Linked DNA regions of Homo sapiens: all the other regions are linked to region 3. A link is an interaction called in ENCODE POLR2A ChIA-PET data of the cell type or tissue named here. Cell type or tissue: Panc1. All regions are shown on one strand. Region 1 overlaps SLC35E3 (solute carrier family 35 member E3). Region 2 has its middle 58 kb from the start of RAP1B. Region 3 overlaps RAP1B (RAP1B, member of RAS oncogene family).

Region 1 (4,000 bases), 160 kb after region 3:
CTCCAGCCTGGGCAACAAGAGTGAAACTCCATCTCAAAAAAAAAAAAATTAGGTATATTGGTGTGCACCTGTGGTCTCAGCTACTCAGGAAGCTGAAGCAGGAGGATTGCCTGATCCTGGGAGGTTGAGGCTGCAGTGAGCCATGATCATGCCACTGCACTATATGCTGGGCAACAGAGGGAGACCCTGTCTCAAAAACAAACAAAACAAACAAAAATAAGCAAAAAAAAAAAAGTGTTGAGCAGCTAAAACAATGCCGTTAGATGCCCTATCTCTTAAAAAAAAAAAAAAAAAGATAAAATAAAAGAAATTGGGTCTTGTGGCCAGGTGCGGTGGCTCACGCATAATCCCAACACTTTGGGAGGCTGAGGTGGGTGGATCACTTGAGCCCAGTAGTTTGAGACCAGCCTGGCCAACACGTCTTCTTGTTCTAGATGAAAAGTAAACCCCTATTTGGCTTACTCACTTAAAAAAATAATAATAATTAGAGACAGGGTGTTGCTATGTTGCCCTGGCTGGTCTCACTCCTGGGTTCAAGTGATCCTCCTGCCTCAGCCTCCCAAAGTGCTGATATTACAGGCGTGAGCAACCATGCCAGCCTGGCTTAGCCACTTTTAATTATTACTCGTAGCTGCAAGAATGCCAATGAGCATTTGGGGTAAAAAGGGGCAAGAATGGAGGACCTGCTCTGTCTGTCGGACTTTGGAACTCAGGAAGCAACAACTAAGCGTACTCGTTGTCTTAGTCCATTTTGTGTTGCATAGAACAGAATACCTGAAACTGGGTCATTTATAAAGAAAAGGAATTTATTTCTTACAATAGTGGAGACTGAGAAGTCCAAGGTACAGGGTCCACATCTGGTGAGAGACTTCTTGTTCCTGGGAACTCTCTGCAGAGACCCAAGGTGGCAGAGGGCCTCACGTGGTGAGGGACTTGAGCATGGTAGCTCAGGTCTCTCTTCCTCTTCTTATAAAGGCACCAGTCTCACTGGGCAGAGCCTTCATGACCCAGTCACCTTTTAAAGGCGCCATCTCTCAATATTGCCACATTGGGGATGTTTCCAGATGAGTTTTGGAGGAGACAAATATTCAAACTACAGCACTGGTTAAAAATAAAAATAGGGCCTGGCGTGGTGGCTCACGCCTGTCATCCCAGCAGTTTGGGAGGCTGAGGCAGATGGATCACCTGAGGTCAGGAGTTCGAGACCAGCCTGGCCAACATGGTGAAACCCCGTCTCTACTAAAAATATAAAAATTAGCCAGGCATGCTGGCGTGTGCCTGTAATCCCAGCTGCTCAGGAGGCTGAGGCAGGAGAATGGCTTGAACCCGAGAGGCAGAGGTTGCAGTAAGCTGGAATCACACTATTACACTCCAGCCTGGGTGACAAGAGCGAAACTCTGTCTCAAAAAAAAAAAAAAAAAAAAAAAAAAAAAAAGGCCAGACTTGGTAGCTAACACCTGTAATCCCAGCACTTTGGGAGGCCAAGGCAGGAGGATCACTTGAGGTCAGGAGTTGGAGACCAGCCTGGCCAACATGGTGAAACCCCGTTTCTACCAAAAATACAAAAATTAGCCGGGCATGGTGACGTGTGCCTGGCAGAGGTTTCAGTGAGCCGAGATCATGCCATTACACTCCAGCCTGGGTGACAAGAGCAAAACTCTGTCTCACAAAAAAAAAAAAAAGGCCAGGCATGATGACTCACGCCTGTAATCCCAGCGATTTGGGAGGCCGAGGCAGGTGGATCACTTGAGGTCAGGAGTTGGAGACCAGCCTGGCCAACATGGTGAAACCCAATCTCTACTAAAAATACAAAAATTAGCTGGACGTGGTGGCAGGCGCCTGTAATCCCAGCTACTCACTCAGGAGGCTGAGGCAGGAAACTCACATGAACCCTGGAGACGTAGGTTGCAGTGAGCTGAGATCACATCACTGCACTCCAGCCTGGGAGACAGAGTGAGACTCCGTCTCAAAAAAAAAAAAAGAAAAGAAAAATTAGTCAGCTGTGATGGTGTGCACCTGTAGTCCCAGCTACTCTGAAAGCTAAGGCACGAGAATCGCTTGAACCTGGGAGGCGGAGGTTGCAGTGAGCTGAGATCATGCCACTGCACTCCAGCCTGGATGACAGAATGAAACTGTGTCTCAAAAAGAAAAAAAAAAACAAAAACTAGTAGCTAGCCCCACCCCCGCCATTTTTCCAGACTCCAGAGAGTGGGGTGTGTGGAAGACAGGGACTGGTCTGGTGGCATGTAGATTCATAAATGGCGTCCAAACCTGGAGCTGTTGCTGGCTTGGAATGAATGAACCAGTTCCAGCCAGGAACAGACTTTCCCACCAAGTGGGAGGTGGTCTACCTGCCCTTCACCATCATCTTTGTGCTCTCTGACACTGGTCATCCTCAGTTACCCAATATACCCCTCGCCCCAGCCCCATCCCTAGTCACCCCTCATTCCTAGTAGTACCCCCAGTTCTGCTTCAATTTGATTCAGCAGATCAAGAAAGCACTATCACCAATGGTCGCAAGGTCATGCTTAAGTCTTGGAACTGGCCATCAGTGTGAAAGTTCAACAGGTATTCAGTAAGCAGATCTAGGAAAAACTCACTCTAATAACGTTCCAGGAATTTCCTAAGACCATAGTGGGAGACAGCTGCATCAGAGGCCTCCCAGTGCCATAGGACCATGGACATTGGTGAGCAACTGTGTGCTGGGAGGAAATGGCTGCTTATTGGCATGGAGTTATTGAATGCAGAACTTTTCAGCCAAGCACAGTGCTATTCTTCTGAAATCATAACATCATGAGGACATCCACTGCTTGTACTCAAATAGCATTCCTCACAGGAATGTCACACCTGTGACTCTCTCATACCTCCAAAATCTCACTGCTGTTCTGAAACGCAAGAGATTTTGCCAAGGAAATGCTGACATTCCTTCTGTCCACTCCTCTCCCCACACTGCACTGTGTGGCCCCAGAGAGGAAAGACAAGGGCTGTTACCATGGAGTTCTTGAATTTCATTATTTATCTCCCAACACAACTTTGGCCTCACCCTCTTCCCCAGCGTGAAGACGCACAACCCAAGTGGGACAGTCTGAATTTCCCCACCCTCAGGTGTCAGAGAATCAGAGGAAGTCATGCTGCTTATCTAGAATCTGCTAGAAATGGAGTTCACCCAAAGAATGACCATCACAGAATTTATGAACTACTCCTAGATCATGCAATTAATAAGTCCTCTAGCCCAGTACCACTCAAGGTAGGGTCTGGGCCCCAGTACCAGTCCATAAACAGTTTGCTGCCGGCTGGGTGTGGTGGCTCATGCCTATAATCCCAGCACTTTGGGAGGCCAAGGTGGGCGGATCACTTGAGATCAGGAGTTTAAGACCAGCCTGGCCAACATGGTGAATCCCCGTCTCTATAAAAAGTACAAAAATTAGCCAGGTATGGTGGTATGTGCCTGTGATCCCAGCTACTCGGGAGGCTGAGGTGGGAGGATCACCCAAGCCCAGGGAGGTCGAGGCTGCAATGAGCCACCGTGATGGTGAACTGCACTCCAGCTTGAGTGACAGAGTGAGATCCTGTCTCAAAAAAAAGGGCGGGGTGCGGGGATTTTGGGTAGTAATATCAATAGCAGACAAAATAGAATTTGAGGCAAAAAGTGTTAATAGGATCAAGATTTTTTTTTTTAAAGAACAATCCACCACAAACATAGCAATCATGAACAACCCAGAAAACAGCATGAAAATTAAAAGGAAAATTGAGATTTTAAATACTTCTAATAGAGGTGATAGAGCAGGCAGCAGGGAAGTTAGTAACCTTGTCTAATAGGTTATCTGTACTCAACAAGCCTAGAACACACACTCCTTTCAAGTACCTGAGGAATGTTTATAACAGTAAAGATGAACAGAGATCATATTATAAATAGTTGGAAGATTTATTTTTTATTTTGTTTTTTAGAAACAGGGTCTTGCCGGCCAGGCGTGGTGACTCATGCCTGTAATCTCAGCAC
Region 2 (4,000 bases), 68 kb before region 3:
CAAATCTAAATAAGATCATGATACTCTTTTGTTCAAAGCCCTCCGACAACTTCTTTTATCATCAGAACAAAATCCAAAGTCCTTAGGATGAACTACAAAGCACAACTTGACTCAAGGTGGGGGGCACCACCCACTCACCCACCTCAAGCTCACCTTCCCTCACTCTCCCCCTTCCTCACTGTGCTCCAGCCACATCCACCAACTCTCACTCCTTGAACTCAACAAACACATTTCTTCAAGGCCTTTTCCCTTGCTATTAAGCCTCAAAAGCTCTCCCTCCAATCAAGTCTTAACTCAAGTTTCTTCTTATTTGGAAAAGTAACCCTCAAAACCTTATCCAAGAAAAGCACCATCTTTGTTATTTTCTGTTACTTTATTTTGCTTTGATTCCTAAAACTTACCACTTATCTATAGATAGATAGATAGATAGATAGATAGATAGATAGATAGATATGGAGAAAGACCCTCAACAAATGCTTATTAGTTTAATAAAAAGAGATTCATTGAAGATTTCTTAGTCAGATGAGAATCTAGATGTTGTTTCATGAATATACCGTGGCAGCAGTGCGTCAACTAGATTTGAGTGGACAAGAAGCTGTAATTAGGGAGACAAGTCAGAAGGCACTTGCAACTCAGACCTGCTAAGCCAGTATACTTGCAGTGGTGAGGGAGAACGAACACAAAAATTAGCCTATTTTCTAGCCTGCTTTGTCACTTCCCTGTGCCTACAAGAGCTGCTCTTTCCCCTATTGCAATCCTTCTATCATATTAGCCAGGAAATGTACTTCTGCTATAAAAAAAGTTAGTGACTTCAAATCTGAACTCCCAAGACATTAGTCAAAATACAGGTGGCCCCACTCTATCTCTTCAGATTTCCCACTACTCCCCAGGATTAAACCTCTGCTTTATTTAGACCGGTCTCCTTATAATACTATAAACTATGATTTGCTGTACTGGGACCAGATTTGATTCATTATTGGGTCCCTAGCACCTAATGCAAAGTGCAAACTCCTGACCTCAGTTGATCCACCTGCCTCAGCCTCCTAAAGTGCCAGGATTACAGGCATGAGCCACCGCACCCAGCCTTTCACACGTATTGAAACTTCTACCTGGGATGTTCTCTCCCTGTCTTTAATCACAATCATATAAAAATTATATTCATCAATTGGGCAAGATCTAATTTAAATCAAATCTTGTCTCTGAAGACTTCTCTGGCTATATCAGCCCATCTTAGAACACAATGTATTTATGGTCCCTACCTCCCAATTTAACATTATCCACAGCATGCTGGTATTATTCAGTAAATAACTCATGTATGTTATTCTTATTTTCTTAACTTAATCACTTTATTTAAGAAGCATTTCTTCACTCCCAAGACTAGAATAATGCTTCCATTGCACCCTATCTTATCATTATGTGGCATTAATCACCATGTAATCAAAATCTTGTAATTACCTTTTAAGCAAATCTCAATTCCCCACTAATTACAAACTAATTGAGAGCACAGAGTGGGGCCGAGCACAGTGGCTCATGCTTTTAATCCCAACACTTTAAGTGGCCAAGGCAGTAAGATCCATTGAGCCCAAGAGTTCAAGACCAGCCTGGGCAACAAAACAAACAAACAAACAAAAAATTAGCTGGACACAGTGGCATGCATCTGTAGTCCCAGCTACTCAGGAGGCTGAGGTGGGAAGATCCCTTGAACCCAGGAGTTCAAGGTTGCAGTGAGGTGTGATCACATCACTGCACTCCAGCTCGGGTGACAGAGCAAGATCTTGTCTTTAAGATTAAAAAAAAAAGAGCATAGATTGAGCCTTGTTCAAGGTTATAACCCCTGAAACAGTGCATAGCATATAAAAACAAATAATAATCACTGACTAAATGAATAAAGCTCCTAAAATAAAGGATTATATCTGATACAAGGGCCACAGCACTTTGCACTCAAATTCTTTAACATCTAAGGCATTCATTTTCTTCATTTCTACAATATATTTTACCCTCAAAAAACTGGGTATAGAAGAAACATATCTGAACATAATAAAACCATATATGATAAACCCACAGCTAGTATCATAGTGAATGGAGAAAAACTGAAAGCCTTTCCTCTAATATCTGGAACATGACAAGGATGCTCAGTGTCACCACTGTTATTCAACGTAGTACTGGGAGTCATAGCTAGAGTAATCAGACAAGAGAAAGAAATAACGAGCATCCAAATTGGAAAGGAAGAAGTCAAATTATTCTTTTTTTTTTTTTAGAAACTGATGCTTATTTTCCATCAACCATTTTTCCATGCTGCTTAAGAGCCTATGCAAGAACAGCTTAAGACCAGTCAGTGGTTGCTCCTACCCATTCAGTGGCCTGAGCAGTGGGAGCTGCAGACCAGTCTTCCATGGCAGGCTGAGAGCTCCAGTCTTCAGTAGGGAATTGCTGAATAGGCACAGAGGGCACCTGTACACCTTCAGACCAGTCTGCAACCTCAGGCTGAATAGCAGTGAACTCAGGAGCTGGAGCAGTCCATTCACCCTGAAATTCCTCCTTGGTCACTGCCTTTTCAGCAGCAGCCTGCTCTTCTTTTTCAATCTCTTCAGGATCTCTGTAGAAGTACAGATCAGGCATGACCTCCCATGGGTGTTCACAGGAAATGGTGCCAAGCATGCACAGAACTTCCCGAGCCAGCATCCACCACATCAAACCCACTGAGTAAGCTCCCTTGTTGTTGCATGGGATGGCAATGTCCACATAGCGCAGAGGAGAATCTGTGTTACACAGCGCAATGGTAGGTAGGTTAACATAAGATGCCTCCGTGAGAGGCTGGTGGTCAGCCCTGGGGTCAGTAACCACAAGAAGCCGTGGCTCCCGGAAGGCTGCCTGGATCTGGTTAGTGAAGGTTCCAGGAGTGAAGCGCCCAGCAATTGGAGTGGCTCCAGTGGCAGCAGCAAACTTCAGCACAGCCGTCTGGCCAGTATTCCTGGAGGATATAACACTGACATCAGCAGGGTTTTCAATGGCAACAATAGCATGAGCTGCCAGCAGAAGCTTCTCCCAGGTCCTCTTCAGATTTATGATATAGATGCCATCACTTTTCCTTTCATAGATGTACTGTTCCATCTGGAAGTCAAGATTGGTGCCACCTAAGTGGGTTCCTGCTGCAAGGAACTTAAGGACATCCTCCTCCCTCATTTGCAGGACATCAAGGGCTCCGGACATTGTGAAAGTTTCCCTTTAAGTTACAACGGGAATCCAGAACAGCGCCGTATGGACCCCTCTGCAGGTAGCGCGGAAAGCAAAGTCAAATTATTCTTGTTTGCAGATGATATAATCTTATATTTGGGAAAACCTAAAGATTTTACCAAAAAACTATTAGAACTGATTAACAATTCAGTAAAGTTGCAGTATACAAAATCAACATACAAAAATCAGTAGCATTTCTATATGCTAACAGTGAACAATCTGAAAACAAAATAAAAAAGTAATCTCATTTGCAATGGCCACAAATGAAACTAAATACCTAGGAATTAACCAAAGAAGTGAAAGATCTCTCTAATGAAAATTATAAAACACTGATGAAAGCAATTGAAAAGGACACCAAAAAAATGGAAAGATATTCCATGTTCATGGATTGGAAGAATCAATATTGTTAAAATGTCCATAATACCCAAAGTAATCTACAGATTCAATGCAATCTCTATGGAAATACCAATAACAGTCTTCACATAAATAGAAAAAACAATCCTAAAATTTATATAGAACCACAAAAGACCCAGGATACTCAAAGCTATTCTAAGCAAAAAGAACAAAACTGGAGGAATCACATTACCTGACTTCAAATTATGTTACACAGCTATAGTAAACAAAACAGCATAGTACTGGCATAAAAACAGACACATAGACCAAAGGAACAGAAAGATAACCCAGAAACAAATCTATACATTTATAGTGAACTCATTTTCAATGAAGGTGTCAAGACTACACACTGGGGAAAAGACAGTCTCTTCAA
Region 3 (4,000 bases):
CCTGGGTGACAGAGCAAGACCCTGTCTCGAAAAACAAAACAAAAACACTTGGCAGCATACTGAAATATAATGGTTGTTTCTAGGGAAAGTATTTGTGTGATTGAGTCACACGCTGAATCAATCTTCATATAATGCCATTTTTGCTTAAAAGAATGCCAGACTTGGGCATTAGGCTGACATTTTCTTGAAAACAGTGAGGCTTTGCTTTAGGGAAAATAGTGGTAGTATTTATGGTCGATGATAAAGTTCCTAGATTTTAAGCAAAAATTTTAGAAAGCTTGTATCAGCTGCTGTAAGTATATAATGAAATCTGTCATTATTTGATTATCTGCATAACTGAGTCAGTATTTCCAAATGATCAATGCATAGTATTATAAAAATCATACATGGGTAAGAAATCTTTACAAAGTGTCAGCTAGACCAATGGATTTTAATGTTATAGAGAACATAAAAGTTTATCAATAAGGTATCCTGTTCCATATTGCAACCAATTGCTGAGCTTTGGTGTAGTGTCAAAGACCAGTATCCAGATTTATCTGAAAATGCTATTAAAATATTCCCAACTGTCTAATGTATTTTGTATTACTTATTTTTCCATGCTTTGCTCTCAGTGTTTAATGTCTTCTTTGATTTATTTTGTTTATATTTTTGTTGGAAACAGGAATGGGAGCCATAGATAAATGTGAAGCAATGTTTTCATGTGCTTTATCTTAAAATCTCCTATTAATATATAATCAGTTTAACTTCTTTGTAGTCTTCTCTGTGCATTCCATTCAACTTTTGGTCTTGGTAATGGATTAGATAATAGTTATTTTTAAGCCTATTTTTGGTTTTAATATTTGTTTTGTATACCTGACTGCTCATCTATAGACAGAATTCCCTTGTGTCCAAAGTCTAACATAATCCTTAAGTAGATTTTTAGTAGTTGACTTTCTCAGTTTTAAAATATTTGATAACTTTTCCATAGTAAAGCTGTAAGTTTCAAGTTTAGTAATGTCTTTTTGACCTGAGAATTTGGTGTGTTGTCTTACCTTAAGTAGACACTTTTCAAAAACACACCTGTAGAATGATCCTTTTTTTACCTTTCAGGAGAATGCTGTTTCTTGGTGGTGGTGGTTTTTTTATTTTTTTATTTTTTTTTATTTTTATTTTTATTTTTTTTAAGACTGAGTCTCTCTATTGTCACCCAGGATGGACTGTGGAATGCAATGGTGCAATCTCAGCTCATTGTAACCTCCTCCTCCCAGGTTCAAGCGATTCTCTTGCCTCAGCCTCCCAAGTAGCTGGGATTGCAGGCACCACCACCATGCCTGGCTAATTTTTGTAGTTTTAGTAGAGACAGGGTTTCACCATATTGGCCAGGCTGGTCCCGAACTCCTGACCTCAGGTGATCCGCCCACCTCGGCCTCCCAAAGTGCTGGGTAGAGCCACTCTGTGGCCTTCTTTTTTATGTTAATTTAAAAACATTTGTAGCAATCCTTGTTAAACTGTTTTTATAAACTCATGGGATAAGTCCAAATTTTATTTTCCTTTTCTTTTTTTTTTTTTTGAGACAAGGTCTCACTGTCATCTAGGCTTGAGTGCAGTGTCACAACCACGACTCACTGAAGTCTCGACCTCCCGGGCTCAGTTGATGCATCTCAGCGTCCCAAGTAGCTGGGACTACAGGCGCATGCCACCACACCCAACTAACTTTTGTAGAGACAGGGTTTTGCCATGTTGCCCAGGCTGGTGTCAAACTCCTTGGCCTAATCGGTTCTTCCACCTCAGTCCTCCAAAGTGCTGGGATTACAGGAGTGAGCCACCGCACCGGTCTGGTTCCACATTTTAAAGGATTTTTAGACTGTGTTTGGATCGAGTAATCAGTTTCAGATTAGGAGAGTGTTAAGAAAGATAGTTAAGTTACAGTTTGTATTGTGCACAGTTTCTTGGAAATTTAGTGCCAGTTATTTCCCTAGAGAGATTAAAATGGAGAGAAAAGATAATTCAGTCTGAACACCAGTGTTGCAAAGAACAAAGTTGACACCAGAGGAAGAAAAAGGTTTAGGGAAGGAATACATGTGAAAATGCTAACTTCAGGGTAGCTTCAGGGATTAAGCATTATAGAACTCCTGCCTGCATGTGCTAATCCCATAGAGAGCAAGGGAATTTAACAGGAAGCTTTAGTGCTCCCTATATTAAATAATTAACTGGTCTGCTGTTCTAGCAATTCTGAATTAGGGAACATACTGAGATCGTATTTTATGTCCAGGACATCCAAATTAGTCACAAGGTTGTCACTGACTATTATTTATAGAGTTTTAGTTGCTAGTTGAAAATATTGCATTAAATCCTTCTATTTTAGCTTGTTTATACTTGTGTTTTTTTCTTCCAGGAGCTCTCAACTTAATCATCCTTCAGCAAAAAAGAATTAAGACTAGGTTTGCAAGCTTTTAAGGACAGAAAAAGCATTTATAACATTTCTCTGTTTAGATGAAAGTGATGATGGTTAATGATGGTGATAATAGGCAATGAAGAGGTGAAAGGGCAGGAAGTAGAGCAGAAAAGAGAGTGAGGATGGTGATTAAGAGGTTCTTGTTAAGTGCAGGACTACTGTTAAAAGCAATTCACTTCACAGTTCTGGTCAACAGGAATGATAAACTCAACATTGAAAAACACTTGTGATGCTTTAGTGGTTGATACATCTTACCCATCAGAAGGTCCTATGTAGAGGATAAACTGGCATTATATTTGAGTTAGAGATTATAGTCTTAAAATTTCATCACTAAGCAGTTTGACTGGAGAGCCTTTGACTAGTTCTGCTTCCCAGCAGTCCCTTGTGTACTTTTCTCTGGACCTTCAGGTACTCAAATTAGACCTTTATTTCATTGTCCTCATATGTTTTTTTAGCTCATTCCATTGGGTGTGAAATCAAATCTGAGAACTCAGGTATTTGTTTTAAGTAGTTAGACCTTTTATTGTACTCTGTTGTCTTAAAAAGCATGGTTTAGTGGTGGTAACATTGACCTAGGTGACAGGCTTCAGTTTAGTTTCTGGCACTGGTCATGAAACTTTGAACAAGTTAACTCCTCTCTTAGGACCTTATCTTTATGTAGAGAAAGTTGGACTAAATGGCTGTTAAGGTCTTTTCGGGCTTTCAAATGCTGTGTTTCTGTAATACCACCCTTGTTTAAGCCACAGTCATCTCTTGTCTGGACTCACAGGAGCTTCCTAACTTGTTTTCATTTTTGTCCTTCCCCACATTATTTTCTACCCAGAATACAAAGTGACCTTTTTAAAAATGTAAATCAGATCATGTAATACCCTCCGGTCCCAATTTACCCTTAAGAACCAGTTCCTTATCAAGGCCTAGAAGGTACTGCATAATCCAGTTCTTGCTTACTTCACAACTTTATCCCCATTACTCACTAAGCTCTAGCCAGCTGTACTTCTTTCTGTGACAATCTTTTGCCAGCCCTCTGCAATTCTGCCTCAGTCTCAACAGTGGATCTCAGTTCAGATGTCACATTTACAGAGTTTTTTCCTGATCACCTTATATAAAGGAGCATTCCTCTTCATTACCTCTGTAGTTCTTAATCATAATCAATAATTATATTTATCCATTTGTTTGCCTCTCATCCCCTCTAAACTGTTTCAGGACAGGAAGATCATGTTACTTTTCCACCACTATCTCAAATGGTTAGCCCAATAACTGCCTAGTGCTCAAGAGAATTATTTTAGTTAGAAAAATACATAAAGTATGTAACGGTTTGTCCATATCAATTCCCATAATAAGCTACTCCTTAAACTGGTTTTTTTCTTCACTCTTTTGGTAGTGGCCTGGTCTCATAATCTTGCCCAGGCTAGTCTGGAACTACTGGGCTCAAGGATCTTCCTGCCTCAGACTCCCAAAGTGCTGGGATTTACAGGCGTGAGCCACCACACCCAGCCTTAAACTAATTTTTAAAGTTTTATATCTATGTCCAACTATAATTCCTCATTTTTTATTTAGGTCATCTGT

What was found. ChIA-PET counts read pairs that join two places held together with the same protein. Peaks named below come from ENCODE experiments on the same cell type or tissue, not always from the same donor. Only the 100,000 strongest peaks of a DNase experiment are listed, where the experiment ranks them.
Region 1: POLR2A ChIA-PET joins it to region 3 with 5 read pairs; 2 of 35 experiments call an interaction of 5 or more read pairs at or near these places.
Region 2: POLR2A ChIA-PET joins it to region 3 with 5 read pairs; 11 of 35 experiments call an interaction of 5 or more read pairs at or near these places.

What each region holds. Positions count from the first base shown.
Region 1 is chr12:68,774,545-68,778,544 of GRCh38, forward strand. SLC35E3 (solute carrier family 35 member E3) reads left to right here. Exons shown (of 5, transcript NM_018656.5): 5 at 1-4,000. It also overlaps the pseudogene LOC100422438. Among named protein-coding and RNA genes, the nearest start is that of SLC35E3, 30 kb to the left of the region's middle. In Panc1, no CTCF peak of the experiment used is centred here; no DNase peak of the experiment used is centred here.
Region 2 is chr12:68,550,673-68,554,672 of GRCh38, forward strand. It overlaps the pseudogene RPSAP12. Among named protein-coding and RNA genes, the nearest start is that of RAP1B, 58 kb to the right of the region's middle. In Panc1, no CTCF peak of the experiment used is centred here; no DNase peak of the experiment used is centred here; H3K27ac peaks cover 3,090 bases.
Region 3 is chr12:68,619,072-68,623,071 of GRCh38, forward strand. The region is part of intron 1 of RAP1B (RAP1B, member of RAS oncogene family); the gene reads left to right. Among named protein-coding and RNA genes, the nearest start is that of SNORA70G, 6.3 kb to the right of the region's middle. In Panc1, no CTCF peak of the experiment used is centred here; no DNase peak of the experiment used is centred here; H3K27ac peaks cover 3,219 bases.